2 separate regions of the Homo sapiens genome follow, and region 2 is linked to region 1. Evidence: chromatin contacts called from ENCODE Hi-C or POLR2A ChIA-PET data. All regions are on one chromosome and are shown on one strand. Each heading gives the region's core, a stretch centred on a gene start or an enhancer-like site at or near the end of the contact. The rest is flanking DNA. Distances are from core to core; before and after follow the strand shown.

Region 1 (5,914 bases), core at 3,067-5,566:
AATGGCCTCCAAGGCAAGGCCCTTGATCACAAGTGTGTCCCTGGTTCTCCCTGGTCCTCTCGCATCTGCCCCGTGACTCCCGACTCCCCTCTGCACTTGGTCTGGTCTCCAAGATCGTTCTGATGTGGACTTTCCTCCTTGTCTATGCTGGCAGACCTCAGGAGGAATCCACCACCTCCGCTTTGCTGCCAGGCCAATCACTGATAGCATCAAGCACACTGGCTTGAAGTCAGACTTCAGGTGTTCAAATACTGACTCCACCTTCACTTACATCTGACTCGGGCAGTTATGTAACCTTCTGGCTTTGGGGTTTTTTTTGTTGTAAACAGGGACCCTAATGGCATCTGCCTCCCTGGAGTTGGAAGCTGGAACGGGGCAACACATGGACAATGCTGGGAACAGTGCCTCACACATGCCCGTACTCAATGCTGTCATGGGACCCATTCCGGCCCTGTCTCCTACATTGCATCTCCATCTGTGATCTTTCACTCAGTGCCCCGGGGTTGAGAACTAAACCCCTCTACTCATTCTCACAAGCAGGCCTTTTCCTCTTCAACCAGATTGTAACTCCCTGAGGGGAGGGCTTGTTGTGTGTTTCCTTTGGATCTGCACAGTGGTACTTAGCAGCGTTCTAGGCACCTGGTAAGGGTTTGAGTAAAACAGACTGATTGGATAGTTAGTGATGCTGGGAATCTGGAGTGTGAATTAAGCAGTATATTCCAAATTACTTCCAGGCGTTCATCATTTCAGTATCACACGGCCACATGGGAAAATGCCCACTGTGTGAAATTTATTCATCAGTTCAACAAATATTTATCGAGTACTTTCCATGGCATGGTTTTGGTTCCTGAAGATTCAAAAATGAACAGACAGAAAATATCCACGCCCTTGTCACTTACCTGCAGCAGACTGACAGTGGTCAGATACAATCTCAAGAGGTGATCAGTGCCACAGAGAAAATAGAGCAGGGTGTATTGGTTATCTATCTCTGTGTAACAAATTATCCCCAAACATAGCAGTTTAAAACAATGCATATTTATTATCTGACCATTTCTGTGGGCTGGGGCCAGGCATAGCTCTGCTGATCCTCCCACTCAGGGCTCCTTACAAGGCTACCGAAAAGGTGCTGGCCAGGGCCGTGGTCATTGCAAGGTTCAACTGAGTCAAAATCCACTTCTAAACTCGATCATGGGGTTGTTGGGAGGATACAGTTTCTCATGAGCTGTTGAACTAAGAGCTCAGGTTCCAGCTGTTTGGTGAATGCCATGTGGGCCTCTCCATGGAACACAACAGGAAAGCTTGCTTCATCAGAGTGAGCAAGTGAGAAGAGCCAGAGAGAGTGAACACGCCAGGGACCTTGAGTCACCATCTTCCCAGTAAAGTAAGTGCCATTAGGAACCCCACTTTACAGACGAAAATGGAGGCCCAGAGAGTTAAGTATTTTGGCCAAGGTTACATAACTATGTAACTAGTGAGTGGCAGGGCCGAGGTTTGATCCCAACCTGTTTGGCTCCAGTACTTGTGCTCCTAACTACCACAGTGGACCATTGCTCTGCCTTTTAGTTGCACACACTGTCTGCTGCAGTCTTCTTGACAAGAGAAGATGATGACTCAGGAACTTCAGCAGTAGTGGGGATGGGAAGAAGTGGGTTGACTGGGAATACATTTTGAAGAGATTGTTGCTAGAACTTCTTGATAATTTGGGTGTGGGAATAAGGTGAAAGAAAGATGTTAACAATGATCCCAAAGTTGGGTGCCTAAGAAACTGAGTGAATGACGGTGCTATTCCTCAAGATAGAAGATGATGGTAGTGGAGCAGGTCTAGGGGGAGAATAAAGAGTTCTGTTTTGGCCACGTCAAGGGTGATGTTCAGATGTAGATGTCAAGTGGCCCATTGAATACATATGTCTGGAGCTCAGGGGAGCAGTCAGACCAGAGATACAGACTTTTGTAGTCATTAATCACGGATGACCACCGAGAGAAAGAGTATAAAGGAGAGAAAATGACTAAAGACTTAGACCCCTGACACCTAAAACATTTAGCTGCCTGGACAAAAAGGGAGAGCCAGCAAAGGAAATGGAGACACAGGGGGCAAGAAAACCAGGAAAGCATGGTGACCTGGAAGCCAGGTGAAGAGGGGCTTCCAAGAAGGAGGAAATGGTTAGCTGTGCCAAATGCTTGGTGAGAGGGGATGGAGGACCAAATGGAAAAAGAAAGCTACAAAACTGTATTTTCAGAAATGTCCTAATTTTGCAAAAATAATTTCTCCCTGCCCAAAAAGAGTAAAAAGCTCTTTGAGTTTGTTAAATCTGTAGTCCAATTTTAATCCATGAACATGGTATATCTCTATTCTAGATATTTTAGAAGATATGTGGTAGGGGAGTGTGGGTTATGTTGTTTTCTATAAAAGGTGTTGAATTTTGTTCTGGCAGGTCAGTTAATTACTGGCAGATCCTCTTGGTCTGGTCAGGCTTGGTTTGAATCTTTATTAGAGTTGGTCCATTTTTATTTTGCCCTTATTCCTAGGCTTTGGCCTTTCCTGTAGGGTATAGTCCTTGTTCCTAAGGCCTGGCCTTTTGGGGAACAAATGCCCAAGGTACTCAGCAAGGGTTCTCTCGTCTGGCTTGGCCAGAATTCAAAGCTCTGCCAGCTCTGCATGACTTCTAGTATCTCTGCTTAGCTTTCAGTCTTATAACAGCTATGGAGTTTTGCCCTGCATGTGGGCAGTTCTGCCCTCAACCAAGTACTCACAGGGTACCTCCAGGCAGACTTCTAGGGCCTACTTTCTGCACAAGATTCTTCTCTCCAGAGCCCAGACCTGTAAGTTCTAGCTGCTTTAGCAGCCCCAAACTCTTGATTTTTGCCTTCTCCTATAATCTAGGCTGCTGTGCCCCATCGTCCTGCATAATGGGCCAAAAGGCTGGGCAAACATGGGGCTTATCTTGTGTGTTTTTTTTCTGGCAGAACCACAGTCCTGAACTGCCTGTTGTACAATCCCTACAAAGAGTAGCCTCAGATATTTTTGTCTAGTTTCATGATTGTTTACAGCAGGAGGGCAAATCCAATCCTAGTCACTTCATTGTGGCAGGAATCAATATCTATTTGGTTTAATGTTTACCATTCCTTCCCATTCCCTATACCAGCTCATCACCCTTGTCAGCGGCAGTTCTATATATGTTTGTAGTCCTTTCAGTTGAAATAAAATTGAGTCAAACAATTTATAATCTGAAATGAACAAAGACCATGTAAATTCTTTTCAGTTGCCTTTTTAGGCTGGTATCTGTCTGTAGAGGACTCCCAGGGAAGGATTCTCAAGGAAGACTCAATGGGAAGCCTTTGGATGGCAAGCTACAGGGCTGAGTACGAGGGTGGCCTTCCTGTGCGGGGTGTAGGATTAGCATCAGAGAAACAAATCAGGAATCCCTGGGTATAACAGTAGGGGCTGCATTGTCATTTTAGCCTTCTCCAGAGATGCATGATCCACCCCCCACCCCGCAGGTCTTTTCCTCTCTATGAAAGTCACTGACAAGTTCCTGTGGATCCCCTGGGGTCCCCAGGAATGTATTTCTACTCTGAGGGCCAGTGAGTATCTTTTTCTTGGCCATGAGCCATGAATAGAAACGGGACCCTTAATACTGCCTGACCTGCCACATGCAGCCCTCTCTTCTGGGACTGTCTACACAAGTACATTTCCACCATCTACAGGGGCGGAATTCCGGTCATTTGCTACAGGGGAAATTCTAGATTTTTGTTTCTAAAGGGCCCCAGGTTACCAAGGTCTCTTGTATATTAGAATTTTACCACTTCTCTCTGGGGGAATTAGGTATTTATCAATACATTTTGTAATATATATTTACCAAATTGTTTATCCAGCAAACTTTTATTAAGCAAATGCCAGGCATTGTGTTAGGTTCTGAAGCTCTCCCAGTTCCTTATCCAGGGCCCCAGGAACGCACTCAGGGACCATTTCAGACACGTGGGTGAGTCAGTCCCTAATGGGCTCAGAAGAGAATCACCAAAATGTTTAAGACAGAACAGTCCCGAGCAGCCAACATTTCACCCTTCCTTCCTCTCTCTTCCCTTGCCGACCAGACCCAAGGGTTTTGGACTCAACTGTTTCCTTTTGTAGCAATGAGCTAAGGAGGCTATTTGCTTTGACTAAGGGGCCAAGATGATGAAGTCAGATGTCCTGAGTTTGCATCTTGCCTCTCCACTGACTTGCTGTGTGACCTTAAGCAAGTACCTTCCCCTCTCTAGGTCTGCTTCCTGAAAATTCAAAGTCTCTGAAAATTCTGTTTTAAAATATGTGCTGGAGGTGGGGAGACCTGATTCCCTGCCTAGTGCTTCCTTCGTTTTCATGGATTCTTTATTAAGCAGATATTACTTCTTCATAATAAAATCGTATATGAAACAATGACTTGATTTCTTTATATGAAACATACTTTGTACATCTAAAAATGTTGTTGAAATCATCTGAGCCTCTGAGCAAGAGCTTCGCCTTTGACTCTGAAGCCAGTGCTGTCAGCAGTTTCTCCCCCTTAATGTAATGCTGTATGTGACTCAATATGAACTAAGCAGGGGGTGGGAGGTACAGACCACCCCAGTAATCCAGGCTTTCTCTGGAATTCTCCCACTTGTTTATAGTCTGGGCAATTTGCCTCCTGCTGCTGCATGACTCAGACTCGGAGAGCTTCCAACCTCGCAATGAGCCAGCGGCTCCCCGGAGTCAGACGCTGGCCCTTGTGTCTCAGGCTCCTGGAACCTTCCGATTAAGCCTCCACTTCCATCTCCTCCCTGGCCACATTCAGGCAGCAATGCCCCAACCCCACACAGAGACACACGCCCAATCAGTGCCCTGTACAAGCAGGGACTGTGGGTGAGAGGGTACAAGGAGGTGTTCCAACCCCTCACTGAGACAGGATTTCTAGCCCCTCTCTTTGGTTTGTGTCATTTTGCTTTGAAATGTAAGTTGACTTCTGATCAGGGCAGATCTCAGTTTTATAGGACCTTGTGTAAGAATAAGCAATACAAAATAAGGAACACAAAATGAGACCTAGAGTCTTAGAAGGGGCCCGTGCAACCAGAGGTGCCCCGAAAGCTTAAGTGTCATTGACTTCCTAGCAACCCTGACTGTGGTCTGATTCCTTTAAGATCCAGAACAACTGCTCCCTGTACCTTAAGTAATTATCATTTAGAATAAAGTCAGAAAATTGCTTGCTGTCTGTTTATTTTAGAATCAAGCAGCTTCTGTATAATTTGAATTTGAGATAGCATTCTTAAAAAAAAATTCCCTTCGCAATAAAGCACCAGATTGAATGTCCGATGAGTCACAAATGCCCTTCTGAAAACAGCTGCATTAGAGGGACTCACTCAGAAAACATGATTTTCCTTCCTCCAAGGGTCTCCCCTAGACCCTGGCACAGAATCACCCTGGTCCCCACTCTGGTCCTCCCTTCCAGGCTCATTCCTGGTGCAGCAGATCACTTCCACATTTACTGCATCACATCCAGCATCAATGTTTTTAACTCCATGAATTGTTTAGAAAATTGTATAGAGGCCAGGCGCAGTGGCTCACGCCTGTAATCCCCATACTTTGGGAGGCCAAGGCAGGCGGATCACCTGAGGTCAGGAGTTCGAGACCAGCCTGGCCAACATGGTGAAACCCCGTCTCTACTAAAAATACAAAAATTAGTCAGGCCTGGTGGTAGGCATCTGTAACCCCAGCTATTCGGGAGGCTGAGGTAGGAGAATCACTTGAACCCGGGAGGCAGAGGTTGCAGTGAGCCAAGATGGTGCCACTGCACTCCAGCCTGGACAACAAAGAGCAAAACTCTGTCTCAAAAAAAAAAAAATTGTATAGATATTGATTAAAGCAGAACCCTGAAAGATGGTGAATGATTGGCAGGCAATGAGA
Region 2 (6,247 bases), core at 3,661-6,160, 250 kb after region 1:
TTTTTTTTTTTTTAGCTCATCAGCTACCGTTAGTGTTAGTATATTTATGTGTGGCCTAAGAGAATTATTCTTCCAACATAATCTCCCTGTACACAACCAGTCTCACATCTCTGCCACCCCATGTGGGCCCCCTCCAAACCCAGACTCTGACACCCCTTGCAAGGGCACTCCACTGTGTGGACCCCCCACTCACCCGTCAATATGCCCTTATGCTGTTGTAAGGAGGATTCTGAAGCCATCTCCAGGCTCAGGGGAAACAGTGACGTGATTGATTAGTAATGTCTGCCATGAACAGAGGGACAGGAAGGGTTCCTGCCACACATATGCTGGCCCCGACTTAAGATGGTCAGTGTGAGCATTTATATTGATCAGGTGACCATATCGTTTTGAGAGAGAAATAAGAATTAACAATTGCAAACAATAAAAGTTGACAGTTATGCTGGGCAACAGGCATTAACCAGGTCACTGGTCATGCCCTGTATGGGTACTGAGGAAGCACAGTTCTGGGTCTGCTCTGTGGTTTTCGACCCTCTGTGTTGGGCACATGTCTACAGTTTCCAGCAGCTCCTTTGCCACCTCCCCCAACTCCTTGCCCTCTTCTGTAGACTGTGGGAGGGTCTGGCAAGCCTCCTTAAGGAGGAAGATTCCCATGCAGGGTGCGCCTTAGGAATGGAGGTGCCCATGGAGGGCACCCCTTAAGGGTGGAGGTGCCCGTGCAGGGTGCCCCTTAGGAGTGGAGGTGCTGGTGGAGGGTGCCCCCTTAGGAGTGGAGGTGCTGGTGGAGGGTGCCCCTTTAGGGGTGGAGGTGCTGGTGGAGGGTGCCCCCTTAGGGGTGGAGGTGCCCGTGCAGGGTGCCCCTTAGGGGTGGAGGTGCTGGTGTAGGGTGTCCCCTTAGGGGTGGAGATGCCCATGGAAGGTATCCCCTTAGGGGTGGAGGTGCTGGTGGAGGGTGCCCCCTTAGGGGTGGAGATGCCCATGGAAGGTGCCCCCTTAGGGGTGGAGGTGCCCATGGAGGGTGCCTCCTTAGGGGTGGAGGTGCCCTTGCAGGGTTCCTCTTAGAGGTGGAGATGCCCATGGAGGTGTCCCTTAGGGGCGGAGGTGCTGGTGGAGGGCACCCCTTAGGGGTGGAGGTGCCCGTGGAGGGTGCCCCCTTAGGGGTGGAGGTGCTGGTGGAGGGTGCCCCCTTAGGGGTGGAAGTGCCCATGCAGGGTGCCCCTTAGGAGTGGAAGTGCTGGTGTAGGGTGTCCCCTTAGGGGTGGAGATGCCCATGGAAGGTACCCCCTTAGGGGTAGAGGTGCTGGTGGAGGGTGCCCCCTTAGGGGTGGAGATGCCCATGGAAGGTGCCCCCTTAGGGGTGGAGGTGCCCATGGAGGGTGCCTCCTTAGGGGTGGAGGTGCCCTTGCAGGGTCCCTCTTAGAGGTGGAGATGCCCATGGAGGTGTCCCTTAGGGGCGGAGGTGCTGGTGGAGGGCACCCCTTATGGGTGGAGGTGCCCGTGGAGGGTGCCCCCTTAGGGGTGGAGGCACCCATGCAGGGTCCCTCTTAGGGGTGGAGGTGCCCATGGAGGGTCCCTCTTAGGGGTGGAGATGCCCGTGGAGGGTGTTTTGACTTCTACTCGGGACTCACCAGGTCCCTTCTCATTTTCTTCCGGGTTGACCTTGTTGGCAGCAGGAAGCTGACCGTATTTGACCTTCTCCTGCCACCACAGAACCCCTTGGCCACCTCCCTCATCCTTATTCCCCCGATTGGTGCCCACAGAACCTGTGCTTGGCTGTCAGCAAAGGCGTCAGAAATGGGATGACTCATTTCCTCTCCAATGCCCTGGGGCATTCAGAAAGTCTACTTGTGGAAAAAGTGCTTTAGATAAAATGCAGTTGTGGACTGGCCCAGCTTTAGTTTAAATCTTTTCATCTCACAAATATTTTTAAGGACCCACTATCAATCAGACAATGTCCTCAAGTGATATGTGAGGTTCATGAGTGATTAAAACAAAGACACCTGTGGGCCGGGAGAGACAAACAGAAAAGAAAAAAATGAGTAACTCAAGCATGTCAGAAAGTGATATGTGTTGTAGGAAGAAGAAAGAGCTCAGAGTAAGAATGGGAGGGTGAGGGCGGGAGGGTTTCATTCTTCAAGAACTTAGGAGAGCCTCCTGTGTGCCAAGCGCCCAGGCTTGGCCCTGGGGGCTCAGAGAAGAGGCTGGCCCCATCTCAGAGACCACAGCATCTATAGAGAGAGGAACATAAGAGACAGAGGTTAGGGGCTCTGGTGCTCGGAGGAGGAGTCTCAAAGGAATCTGAAAGAGGGAAGGAAGGAGGAGGAGGGTGTGCAAAGGAGGAGAATCCCAAGGAGTCATTGCAGGGGAGTGGAGGAGAGGGTGCAGGGAGTGGAGGAGAGGGTGAGTTTCTGGGAGGGGCTGGAGTGAGGCTAAGGGTGCCCAGAGGCAGAAGACAGCTGAGCTGACCTAGTAACTTTGGATTTAAAAATCTGTGAATCCACAGCTCCCAGAGTGGTAGGAAGAGAAGCTGATACAGAGGGTTAATGGAGTGTTAAATGCAGATCTTTCTTTGGAGACCCTGGTCTGGGAGGGGAAGAACAAGATGATGGTTCCGGAGTCCAGTGAGCAAGTTTAACCTGGGCCACTCACCATTCCTTTTTGCCTCAAGAGTGTGGCCCTGATCCAGAGTCCTGAATGGGGAAGCCCAGGGCCTCCCACTGCCTGTGCCACCCAGCCACTCCCACCCGGCTTTCTCCCACCTGGACCTCCCCTCCCTGGCCCTGGCCACCTGGGCCCCTCCCATATGGTAGGGGCCTCGCCCTCTGTCCCCTCCCCATAATCCCTCCCACCTGGGCCCCTCCTACCTGGCCCTCTCCTACCTGACCCTCTTTAACGTGATCTTTTCCTACCTGGCCCCCTCCCACCTGGCCCCTCACCTAACCACACCTACCTGGCCTCCTCGCAGCTGGCCCTCCCCTACCTGACTCTGTCTCACACAGTCCTCTCCTACCTGGCCCCTCCCCCTGACTCCTCCCCACTGAACCCTGACACCTGCCCCTCCCACCCGGCCCTCTCCTACCTGACCGTCTTTCACATGGTCCTCTCCTACCTGGCCCCTACCACCCGGCCCCCTCACCTGACCACACCCACCCAGCTGACCCTCTCTCACCTGGGCCTCTCTCTCCCAGGCCCAGCAGCAGCCCATAGACACCCCAGCTCTCTCTGCCCCCTCCCCACGAGGAATCTCCCTTGGCCTCCTTCACAGGAAGGCAAAGTACCCCCGCTTCATTTTAATGGATTTTTGTCTAATTACTGACTGGAACAGATGCAGAGACAACCTCATTGAAAGGTCTGGGAAGGCGCAGGATTGGCCTGGGAGAGCCAGTGTGACCTTCACCCTCACAGGGAGGGAAGCACCACGAGGTTACTCACTAGTCCCTCCTGGTCTCCACCCCAGTCTCCACCCTAGCCACCCTGGGGCTTCCCTGCCCAGAGGGGAGAAGCAAGGAAGGGAGGAGGGTGCTTATCACATCCTGTGCCCAGCTGGGCTCCGGAGGTCGGACAAGAGCTGCAGGGCCAAAGGACATGTGTGCGCAGGTGCACTGAGTGTATGTGCATGTGTGTGTGTGCACATGTATGTATCTGTGCATGAGTGTGTATGTGCATGTGTGTGCACACACACAGGTGTTTATGAGGAAGAAAACGCAGGGCACAGAGGAGGAAGGCACCCAGCTAGTTCCCAGACGCTTGTTCCTTCTCTCCATTCGTAACAGAGCATGCCTGAAGTGGCCTTGAGCTCCAGAGAACCGTGTGTCTTCCAGGCAACTTCCTGTGTCCATCGGGTCACGTCCTCACCGCAGGCTCCCAGCAGCCCCCTCCCCTACTGGGGACACTGTGGCTGCTGAAGCTTCCTGACACTCCAGAGAATTTAATGCAACCCGACTCCCCTGTGGCTTTGCCTGAATAGGGCCTGATCAGGCCTGGGTCCCCGTGGCCCTCAGAGCCTGTCCCTGGTGTCCAGTATCTGTGGCCCTTGGAGCCTGTCCCTGGCACTGGGTCTCTGCTGCTGGGACTGCTCCCTAAGAGGTTCTCTCTGGTCTTACCAGCTGGCTGGTTCCCAGGGGTAGAAGGACACCTCTTAGGCTTCTCTCCATTCCTGATGGCCTCAGCACAGAACCAAGCACAGAAAAACCCCCAGGGAGGGAGAGTTAAGTAGGACTGGGACTCCAGTGTAGACCTCAGCCAGGTTCCAGGATATGCACTTTTTAAAATCCTCTCATTTAATCCTCACCAGAATCCTAGAAGTGGGCCTGTAGGTGAGGAAAGAGAAGCTCAGAGAGGACCAGTGACTTGCCATAGGTCACACAGTGGGAGACGGTAGAACTTGGATTCAAACCCCAGTCTGACCCCAAGGGGCACCAGCCTCCTCCTTTGACAGAGCAAGGCTGATGGCCAGAGGGACTGATGAAGTAGCCTTCTGAAGGCCACCACACCCCCCCAGTGCCACCCAGCCTAGCTCTGGAGGCAAGGGAACGATGCTTCTGCCACAAGAGGCTGCATCTCTGGACCGCCAAGTCCCAGAACAGGACCTCTGAGCCCGGACCTCACTCAGCCCCTGCAAGGTGCCGTAAAGTGTGATGCAGAGCTTGCTGCACAGGGTCAGGCAAACCATGGCCCCATTTCTCCATCCACCCAGGAGCCATTCCCAGTTGTGTTCACTGGGAACAGTGGATGTGCCTGTCTCGGCCAGACTCTGCTTGTGAAACAGCATTCAGCAGACTCTCCTGTGTGTGCGCCTGACACACAGGGGTGGGACAGGAGCAGAGCACTGGCCGACAGGAGGGAAGGAAGGAGGAAGTCCAGAAGCTGGCTCGCCTGGGCTTCAGGCCGCAGCCACTGTGAGCCCTGTCCATCCCGGGTCACTGCCCACGCATATCCAGGAGGTTGCTCATTAAACTGAAAGCAGGGGAGGACTGGCTCTCCTGCTTCCTGTCCAAACACTCAGGGCTCTGGAGCAGCCCGCCCAGTTCCGCAATGGTGCACTGCAGCAAAGCAGGGAGGCTGGGTTAGGGGAAGAGCTGGTGGAGGCCCCTGCCACAGCTCCCGGGATGGCGTGCTCAGAGTTGACCTCCAGAGTCACAGTGAACCAGGAGGTTACAGTCCAAGGAGCACGGAGCCGCACGGAGAGCCTCTTACCCTGTTTCTCTCCTGCCCTGTCCATGTTAAGCAGTAGCTGAGTGGGGATGTCATTGTGGCAAACCTTCCCCCAACAGCCGGTGAGGACAGAGGGACCTCTGGGAGCTGCAATAGGAACAGCCGCAGTCTAACTGGCTTTCAGAGAAGCTAAAGACTGTGCTAAGATTGGTAGTGAGAACAGGGCCTGGCACACATGAAGTACCTTGAGTGAATGAACGAATGAGTGAGTGAGTAAATGAATGAGTGAATGAATGAATGAGTGAATGCATGAATGAATGAGTGAATGAATGAATGAGTGAATGCATGAATGAGTGAATAAGTGAGTGAATGAATGAGGGAATGAATGAATGAGGGAATGAATGAATGAGTGAATAATTGAGTGAGTGAATGAATGAGTGAATGAGTGAGTGAATTCAGGGCTCAGCTATGATGAAGAGGGCACACTGGCAGTGAGGGAGAGCTGTGCAGAAATCTGTGCTTTAGAGAAAGTGTAGTCATCCATTCCCAGAGCCATCAGCTGTGTATTGAGTGCTGCCACGTGTAGGGGCTGAGATGCAGGACCCATCCCACAGGGCTCCCCTGGAGGGAGCTCACAGCCTAGTGGACTGAAAGATTGAAAGCAAGAGGGATAAGCGAAGCTCAGGGTTCTGTCCCTGACCCTCTTTGGTGTCCCCCATCTGTGCACAGAACCTGGCTCAGAGGTGACTGCACAGATTTCCTGGAGGCCCAGATGGGGGTGCTGAAAGGTGCTGAGAGAAACTTCCCTGGTTTAAGCCTCAGGAAAGGAAAGGGCAGCTTCCCAGACATCTCCAGGCAAAGTGTCAGGAACCCTGGGTCCTGTAGCTCTAACAAGAATTCTCACCTGCAATCAAGAGCTTGGATTCAAAGAGAAGGGAGGTCGTGCTCTGCAGGGCTATCTCAACAGTGACTCTGAGTCCAGGCCTGAACAGCCACATGATGCAGGGGCGTGAAATCAGAAGTGATTGTCACCCTGTGCTAAGATGAGACCAACATGACTGCCCCCCTGCTCTGTCTCTGGGGAGTCTGTACTCAG

What was found. Hi-C counts contacts between places; a loop is a spot of excess contacts on that map. ChIA-PET counts read pairs that join two places held with the same protein, here RNA polymerase II (POLR2A).
Region 2: a loop to region 1 is called in a map of chondrocyte, with 2.3 times the contacts of the local background. The contact joins two enhancer-like sites. A Hi-C loop is called at or near these places in 2 of 168 maps with a recorded cell type or tissue (A673 and chondrocyte). POLR2A ChIA-PET finds 5 or more read pairs at or near these places in 1 of 52 experiments (activated T-cell).

What each region holds. Positions count from the first base shown.
Region 1 is chr1:7,294,840-7,300,753 of GRCh38, forward strand. The region is part of intron 5 of CAMTA1 (calmodulin binding transcription activator 1); the gene reads left to right. Among named protein-coding and RNA genes, the nearest start is that of CAMTA1-IT1, 67 kb to the right of the region's middle. Within about 2 kb of position 4,317, at least 14 of the 41 ENCODE cell types and tissues checked have a DNase peak (open chromatin) inside an H3K27ac peak, as active enhancers do.
Region 2 is chr1:7,547,703-7,553,949 of GRCh38, forward strand. All of the region lies in intron 6 of CAMTA1 (calmodulin binding transcription activator 1), which reads left to right. Among named protein-coding and RNA genes, the nearest start is that of CAMTA1-AS1, 110 kb to the left of the region's middle. Within about 2 kb of position 4,911, at least 6 of the 41 ENCODE cell types and tissues checked have a DNase peak (open chromatin) inside an H3K27ac peak, as active enhancers do.